2 separate regions of the Homo sapiens genome follow, and region 1 is linked to region 2. The links are chromatin loops, found by intact Hi-C in ENCODE. Cell type or tissue: K562. All regions are shown on one strand. Each heading gives the region's core, and the rest is flanking DNA. Links, peaks and the distances in the headings are about the cores only.

Region 1 (6,644 bases), core at 2,543-5,042, 1.3 Mb after region 2:
TACATGAAATTGTTTTCTTAATTCCAATTTTAGATTGTTCATGCATAATACATAGAAGTATAATTGACTTTTGTGTGTTGGTTTAGTATCCTACATCTTTGCTGAACTCACTTATTGGCTCTAATAGCCTTTGTGTCTGTGTCTGTGTGTGTGTGTGTGTGTGTGTGTGTGTGTGTGTGTGTGTTAACATTTTCTCAATAAAAGATCATGTCATCTGAAAATAGAATTTTGCTTCTTTCTTCCCAATCTGGGTGTCTTTTGTTACTTTATTTCTTATGAGCAGAGTTTCATCTTGGTGCTTTCGTCATTCCTGAATGATGCAAGAAGAACAACATGCAACTTATAGGGCTTTGGGTAAAAGCTGTATTTCCCTCCGTGGAAGCTGGGACAAGTCACAACCTCAGATGCTCACCCATCCCTGATGAAGATGTATAAATCTTGAGTCACTGCAGCTCCAGTCTTCTCCAGCTGAGCCCAATGGTAGACTTCATCTTCTAAGCTGATCCCTGGCCCTGCAGCTTGACTTTCCTCTCCCCATTTAAGACTTAAAATTCATCCTCTGTCTTATAACTTAGCAGATGCTTATCTCAGCCCCTGGTGGGTGTGGCCGTGGAGGGGCAGCTTTGTTCCTGTATCTGCTGGGTGGTTTTTTGCTGCATTCAGACTTTCCAGGGCCAAAGACACCACAGGCCATAGCAGAACTTGGACTCTAACCCAGTCATTCTCATGTCAAGACTGGGTTAGAGTCCTCACTATGCCACTTCCTCTCCCACTAGGCCATGTCCTCAGGACAGGAAGTCCAGCCTTCCTGCAGCCACCTGAGAACTAGATAGAGTAGATCTCATGAGGAAAGGGGAAGTTAAAAGGGAAATTCCAAAGTTTAGAAAATATTTCAAGGAGAGTAGTGTAGAGAAAAGGAGAAGGGATCCAAACATTGTTGAATATTTCTTTAGGGCAAGGTGATTTGATTTTTCATAACTATTCTCATTTAATTAATACCAGGGAGGCACAGTTATATTCCTTTTATAGGCAAAGAAACTGAGATCGCTAAGTTATTTTTGTTTGTTTGTTTTTGTTTTTTAAGAGATGGGGTCTTGCTCTGTCATCCAAGCTGGAGTGCAGTGGCACAATCATAGTTCACTGCAGCCTGGAACTCCTGGGCTCAAACCATCCTCCCGCTTCAGTCTCCCAAGTAGCTGGCACTACAGGTGCATGCCATTATGTCTGGCTTGAGATTGATAGTTTTTAAATAATGCTCAAAATTATAGATCTGGATTTAAAACTAAATCCTAATCCTATATTCACTTGACTCCGGGACTCTGGCTTCCCCCCACTGCAGCCCAAGAAGTAACCTGCCCAAAGTAAATAATAGCAACAAATAAATTTAAAAATGTTACTTAGCAAGTGGCATAAAACAATAAAACAGAGCTGAGTAAGGTGTTTGTGTTTAGTATATCCAGGTGTCCCCTATTAAGGCTCATCCCTCACCTCTAGCCAAGAAATCAAATTGTGATATTCAATTAACTGAGAATTAGGCCGCTCCTTTCAGGAACCTGCCAATACACATAATAAACACAAACGGGCTCTGCTGAGTAGAACAATGTGAACTCAAGAGTGAACAGCTGTGAAGGCAAGCCTTGGCTCTGCCTCTGACCAGCCATGCACATCTGGGCAAGTCACTTCCCCTAGATTCCATTTCCCCATCTGCAAAGTGGGCACTGCAAGACCTACGTCACCGGTTTGCTGGGAGAATAGCATAAGTTTCCCAGACCTCCAACCTGGGGATATTAAACAGGGCTATACCAGCAGCATTACCTGTATGTCCCTAACTCTTCCCGGAGAAACCACAGAATAGCCAGCACCTCCTCCAGGCACACCCACACCACAGTACACACAGAAACACAGTAGGGTGTTTCAGCATTCTTCCTTACAAATTCGCCAGCCACCAAGCACCACCTCCATTCTCTGCTTCTCTTGTGCTAGGACTTTAGGATGAAATTCACTGTAGTTCCCCCACACCCTGTAATAGAATCCATAAATGAGCCCTCCTGATATGTCCAGAGCTGCTGCTGGGCTGCCTCCTGCCACTGCTGCCCTGTCCTGCTGGGCCTTCCCACCTCCTAGGGCATCTCCATGGGACACGGGAATCCACTAAAGCTCATGCTTGTGCCAAGATGGTGCTGTGGGACCCCACCCCATGCCCTGATCCCTGCAGAAGGGAGAGGAAATGCCCTCCTTCTCCACACCAGGTTACACATGGGTGCACGGTCCCCTGTGTCTTGCAAAGTGTTTGTGAACACACATTCTCAGTTTCTCCTCATGACCCTCCCATTCCCAGGATCCTGCCAGATGTCCTCAGGACCTGAGCTGGGGGATCGATTCTAGAGAGGACACCATACTCTGATCAGAATTGCCCTGGCTCCACACCAGTCCAGTCCTCCAGCTTCCTCTTTCCTTGCGGGGGAGGGTCCCCCACTGCTGTTTCTCCTACGGGGAGATGGAGGGAGCTGGAAAAGAGATGAACAGATGAACTCTGCCCTCATCATCCTGAGAAGCCCTTCCCTGCTGCCCCACTGCAACTCTGAGTCCCATACCAACAAGGGCAGAAAGTTGGCAAGGCCACGGAGCCCCTGGCCTTCGCTAGTCAGGGGATGTCTCCTGGAGAATACACAGCCGCTGCTCAACTGTCATGGCAATAAATAACCCAACCACAACTGTCCCCTGGCCTGCCTCCTGGTGAGAAACACTCATTCCCGGCAGGGACACAGGCTCTGAGAGAGCCTCTGTCTCCCAGGAGACTGCTGAGGAGGGTGTTTCCAGGGTCCTGTGGGCTAAGTGACTCATCACCCACAGAGCCCCAGAGGCCGGCTGTTTGCAGCTGGAACTGGGTCTCCTGAGATCCAGAGCAATGGAGGGCAGTACCCTCGGCCCTGTGTCAGGTCACAAAGGAGTTCTGGAGTTGGATGGTGGTGATGGCTGCACAACAGTGGGAACGTCCTTAATACCATTGAACCACACGCTTAAAACGGGCTACCATGGTAAACATTATGTATATGTTATCACAATTACTTAAAATATTTGAATTCAGAGAGAAAAATACATAATATATAAGAAATATTATATATATAATGTATATACACCAATATTCATAAATAATCTGACTAGTAATTTACAAGGGATCTTTTTACTTTTCTGTATTTTCTGAGTTTTTCTTTTAGTTTGCTTGTAGTACCTTTGTAATAAGATCAATAACAAGAATTGTTCATTAGAATTAACAGTTATAACAATAAGCCTTTTCAAAGAAGCACTTTCAAAAATCCTTCCTGTGTATTTCTCCTGTCAATCACTTGTTCAGTGGCTGGAACACAGACATGTCTGAGGGGCTCACTGCCCTCTCTCACCAACCATGGCTACCAGAGTGACCAATAAAGGGGCCTGGGCAACGGTTCCCTCAGACCATCCTTCCCTGCTCCGAACCCTTCACCGCCCTGCCCAGCTCCAAGATGTCTCCACCTGCAGCCTCGCCTCCCTTCTCCTCCAGCCTCGCCTCCCTCCTCCTGCAACCTCCCTTCCCTCCACCTCCAACCCCGCCTCCCTCCACCTCCAAACCCGCCTCCCTCCTCCTCCGGCCCCACCTCTCTCCTCCTCCAGCCCCGCCCACCTCCACCTACAACCCCGCCTCCCTCCAACCTTGCTTCCCTCCACCTCCAACCCCGTCTCCCTCCAAACCTGCCTCCATCCTCCTCCAGTCCTGCCTTCCTCCTCCTCTGATCAGCCTCCCTCCTCCTCAACTCCTTAACTCATGATGGATCGTAAGCCTAAATGGAAAACGTAAAGTGTAAAACCTTTAGAATCAAACACAAAAAAATATTGTGTGAACTTAGATTAGGCCAAGAGTTATCAGATATGACTCCGAAAGCAAGACCCACAAAAGAAAAATTACTAAGTTGGATTTTATCAAAATTTTACCTTTTATGATTCAAAAGACACTGTTAAGAACATAAAAGTGATAAGCCAGAGAATGAAAGAAAATACTTGCAAGTCATATATCTGACAAAGGACTTATATCTGGAATATAAAAAGAATATTCAAAGCTCTACAATAAGAAAACAGCCCAACTTTCTTTTTAAAAAAAGGGCAAAGGATTTAAACAGATATTTCACCAAAGACAAGATATCAAATGGCAAATAAGCACATAAAAAGATTGTAAACATTAAGAAAATCAAAACTAAAACCACAATGATATATAACTGCACATCTGTTAGCATGGGGAAAAAAAGGCTGACAACACTGCATGCTAGAGAGAATATAGCAAAACAGGAGCTTGGCTGGGTGCAGTGGCTCACACCTGTAATCCCAACACTTTAGGAGGTTGAGGAGGGCGGATCACCTGAGTTCAGGAGTTAGAGACCAGCCTGACCAACATGGTGAAACTCCGTCGCTACTAAAAATACAAAAATTAGCCGGGCATGGTGGTGGGAGCCTGTAATCCCAGCTACTCGGGAGGCTGAGCCAAGAGAATCACTTGAACCCAGGAGGCAGAGGTTGAAGTGAGCTGAGATTGCACCACTGCACTCCATCTAGCCTGGGAAAGAAAGAAAAACAGTATCTCTAATTCATAGCTGAAGGGAAAGCAAAATGGTGCAGCCACTTTGGCCAACAGTTTCACACTTTATTACATTTTCCACGCTCTTAGATGAAACCACACAGGTCAGTGAATGGCCAGATCAGGTGAGGTTTGAGGGGAGAGCTTTGCAATCTTCACCATGTGACTTCCATCCCTAGGTTTGCATATTCCTACTTCCCAGCCAATAGGAAGAAGGGAAAACAGAAAGTGAAGTGAAAACAGCTTTATCATAAAAACAAAAAGGTAAAAAGAAAAAGTCAAAAACATCAATATTTGAAGATGATATGATCATGCACATAGAAAACACAAGAGGATCAATAAACTATTGAAAATAGCAAGAGAACTTAGCAAGGTTTATGGAAATAGGAGCAATATACAAAATTAATAGCATTTCTCCACACTTTAATTTTTTTTAACTGAGAAAGTAGAATAAAAAATAAACTACACATTTAAAATGCCAACCATGGCCAGGTGTGGTGGCTCACACCTGTAATCCTAGCACTTTGGAAGGCCGAGGCAGTAGGGTCGCTTGGGCCCAGGAGTTTGAGACCACCCTGGGCAACATAGCGAGACCCCGATCTCTATTTTCTTAAAAAAAGGAAAAAGAAACAAAAAATTTAAAAATTAAAAGACTAAAATACCAACCAAAACTATAGAAATACCAACCAAAACTATAGAGAACCTCAGAATCCACCTAAAAATACAGAAGGTAGTTACTGATGTATTCGACTACATCAAAGTTGAAAACATCTTTTCAAAAACAAAGTTAAAAATCAAATGGTCTCCTGGGAGATGGGTATTTTTAAAGCCTACAGCAAACAGTATCTAGGTTCTGGATGTATACAGTATCTAAAATGCACAGATAATTCTTACAAATCAAAAAAGAGAGAGAAGAAATATATTAGAAAAGTGAACAAAAGATAAAAATTGACAATTGAGAGAAGCAACCTGAATAACTAACAAGTATATGAAGAGGACCCTGATTCATTAGTAATAACAAAAGCACACATTTAAATAATGACAACATACTACTTTGTGTAAAGTATAGAGAAGACGTGAGTAGACAGGTCCCTGTGCTCTGCTGGTGTGAGTGTGGAGTGGCATGCTGCTCTGCACAACAGCGGGGCTATACTTGGTGAGTTTACAGATGCATCTGCCGCACAACCAGCCATCCCACTCCTCATTATAGGTCACACAGAAGCCCTCGCACACACCCATGACAGCATGCATTGCAGCCCTCAGCGGTAACAAGGAACTAAAGGCCACTTAGGCTGCCAGTACAGCCAAGGAGGAGGGAGAAGGGAGCAAGGAGGAGGGAGAAGGCAGGAGCCATCAGTATGTCCAGAGATTGCTATGTGGCCCTGGAAACACCAAGTCTGGGGATGATCGGGTGTGGGATAAATCAGGGGAGGGTGATGAGTGGAGCTCATTCTCCCACACTCCCTTCAGATCAAACTGATTTGGGAGCACCATGGAATGAGAACAATGTCAAATGATGTGTGAGGAAAGAGATTCACATAAGGAGAATATTTGCAGTCTTATGGCCACAGCAGTTTAAAAGCTAGAGACAGTTAACCTGGAGAACAGATTTTAAAGGACAGACATTACCATAAAAAAAGATAAAGTCACTTTATTACCTCTGTCTCTACATACAGTAACAGTGAGGTATGGAGATGTACATTTTAGCTCAGTAACAGAATGTATTGTCTAGAATCAGCAACATCAAATGGACAAAGGAAAATCCAGCAGCTCTCAGCAGGTTGCCAGAAACAGGCCATGCCATGAGGCCTGGGCAGACTCCTGAGACATGAAGAGATTGCAGTCATGTCCACGGCAGCAGCAGCAGCAGCATCTCTTGCATTGGTCAATGTCTGCTTGGATTCAAAATGGTGTTAGTTGCTTTACACATAATAATCTCAGTCTACAAATTGCTACACCTGCAAAACCCATTCTGCAGATGAGTAAACTGAGAGTTAGAAAATGCACTTGCAGAACTCAGATTTGAAGTCACTCCTTT
Region 2 (2,500 bases), core at 1-2,500:
CCATTGAAAGGACAGGAGTGGGAAGCGGGTGGTGGAAAGGCACTAGGGTTGAGGATTATGGCCAATATAGCAGCACTCAGAGCAACAAGTCAAAGCAGCCCTTGGTCTGACCTCCTGAGACTGGCACCAAGTCCTGGGCACTGGTGCTGCACAGGCTCAGAGTTAGAGCTATGGCCAGAAGAGCCTGGGGGCTGGTGAGATGGGTTTCTCCTCTGTGTCAACAGAAGAGGAAGAAAACACACTGAGGACCTCACTCACCTGCTTTTTCTTATAAAATCCCTTCTTGTCACAGTTGGGAATGTGTACACCCCTGGGACTCAGCACATTGAGGAACTTCAGGTGATTCAGTGTGTCTTCCATTTCTCTACGGCAGGGACCCTGGGGATCAGGAAGGACCAGAGCAACAGAGTCACAGTTTTTACTCTAGAATGTGTGCTTTAAAAATCTTACGATGCTGCACAACTACCAAAAGTGGGACCTGTAATTTGCTCCTCAGATACCTTATGTCTGATGTAGCACGAAAGTCCCCCGAATAAGCTAACCATCACTCCCTGTCTCCTTTTTGCTCTTCCCAGAGTAAGGCACAGAAGCTGGTATGGAACCAATAGCAGGTCAACAAGCATAGAGGATGAAGTAAATAAAACTATCTTTATGAGAATATTTTTCATTATCTGCAGAGGTCTTTATGACATCCCATATGCTTTTAAGAGTGTTATTTCAGCTTGATCCTCATAAGATTCTCCAAAAGGGTCAATATTCTTTATGTAAGGAGAGGAGAGAGGTAGGGCACAGAGGGGCTAGGGGTTGCCCACCCATCAGCCAGGCGCTGGGGTTTGTTGAGTAAGAATTGCCCTCAAGAGGCTCTGAGTACCCAGGCTTGGCAGGTCTTGCCCTCCTCCTTTAACAAGAGGAAAAGCTCTCACATATTCTGTCTCCCGCTTGGACTCGGAGGAGAAGTTCTGGGTATCTGTGCTCTGAGACTCGTAGTCAACTTTGTAGCGCTGGCTGTCTTTAGCATGCCCTTTCTTGATGATGATTATCTTTGAATGGAGGGGGTGGAACTTGGGATCAGACACCCGGTGCGTGCTGGAGACGGACGGGCTCTCCACACTGCCGGCGCTGCGGTCTTCCTCCGACTCACTAGCATTTCCTTAAAACGCCCAAGAGAGACAAACACATGAGAGTCATCAATATCTATCACAGTCTTTTAAAAATCTTAACGTTGCAACCAGGTCACATGTAAATGACAATATTAGTTGGCAATCCAAGTGAGTTTTTTTTTTTAAAATACCTCGATGAAGTATTATTCCATCATACTACTCACTACATGGTGGTTGCTCTACCTCAAGAAGTTATCTGTTTGAAAGTCAATCTGACAGGTGCTCTTCCTAAGTAGCTGCAACTAAAGAAGGCAGACAAACGCTTCAGTGCCCCTCAGTAGGTGAAGGCAGTATGCTTCATCTTCCACCGGCAGGGGGCAGACCTGAGCCACGGGAGGCTGCTGCAGCGCCGGCTCAGAAATTTTGCAGTCAACTCCAAGTGTGGTCCTCCCACCCGCGGGAGCAGCGGCAGCCCGGGGACTTGGAAGAAATGCACATTCTCCACTCCGGAAACGCTGGAGTGGCGGCAGCAGTCTGAGTTGTAACAAGCCCTTATGGGAATTCCAAGGTTGACCAGTACCGTCCTCAATGCTACCAGGTAAACACGCTTATAAGAGCTTGGTGTCCAGCTCAGATGGGAAAACTGAATTATTACCTGCAAAGCGTTTTGCCTCAGGGGCTCAGAATCATGCAAGCATGTTGGTGGCTTGTTTTCTAGGTCCCCGTTACATCTCTAAAACTCAAGGTCTACACAGACCCTGTGCATCTTGCTGGTGCCTGCCTAAGTGAGTCCTTTTCACCCCGGGTGAACACAGCAGCACATGGATGCAGACAATGCCAAAGTCCCACTCACGGCTCAGACTTCTAAGTGCCAAAGAGCTTTTCCTTCCCTGGGTGGGGGTGGGGTAGGAGAAATCCCCCTCCAGCAGATCTCCCTTTTATAATAAAAAGTGCTAAATGAAGAAAGTCTGATGCTTAAAATGGATGCTGGAATGTTAACAGTTGAATTGGAATTTTAAGTATATGACTAAATTCAAGACTGGATCTGCAGCCAGGATTCTCACTCCATTCCTTCTTCAGAATGAACTTGGAGGGGCTGTAAGACCGCTATGGGGATCAAAGGCTACATTCAGAGCCCATGCTCCCAGGGCCTGTGGACCATGCCAAGGTCTGGAGGCATCGGCTTAAGTCCACAATTGAGAGTCATGAAATTTCTCTACTACAACAAACAGGGCTATAATGTGTAACCCTAGCAGGGAGCTCAGGTGGCCCATCTGGTCCACAGTCTATTCTAGAAAGCTACCTGGGGCTGCAATGATTTGGCTGCAGATGCTCTGCTCTCCCCTGGAAGTGGCTACTGGCAGGTCACTCACCAGGGCCTTAGGAAAGTCCCTCTCCTC

What was found. Hi-C counts contacts between places; a loop is a spot of excess contacts. Peaks named below come from ENCODE experiments on the same cell type or tissue, not always from the same donor. Only the 100,000 strongest peaks of a DNase experiment are listed, where the experiment ranks them.
Region 1: it touches region 2 in a loop (13-fold over the local background); 11 of 110 quality-filtered maps call a loop at or near these places.

What each region holds. Positions count from the first base shown.
Region 1 is chr7:47,225,228-47,231,871 of GRCh38, forward strand. No RefSeq gene overlaps it. Among named protein-coding and RNA genes, the nearest start is that of SNORD151, 240 kb to the right of the region's middle. In K562, for the core only: no CTCF peak of the experiment used is centred there; DNase peaks (open chromatin) are centred at 2,774 and 3,614; H3K4me3 peaks cover 397 bases.
Region 2 is chr7:45,916,290-45,918,789 of GRCh38, forward strand. It overlaps IGFBP3 (insulin like growth factor binding protein 3), which reads right to left. Exons shown (of 5, transcript NM_000598.5): 2 at 924-1,150; 3 at 259-378. Among named protein-coding and RNA genes, the nearest start is that of IGFBP3, 3.7 kb to the right of the region's middle. In K562, for the core only: a CTCF peak has its summit at 1,477 (motif pointing right); a DNase peak (open chromatin) is centred at 1,492.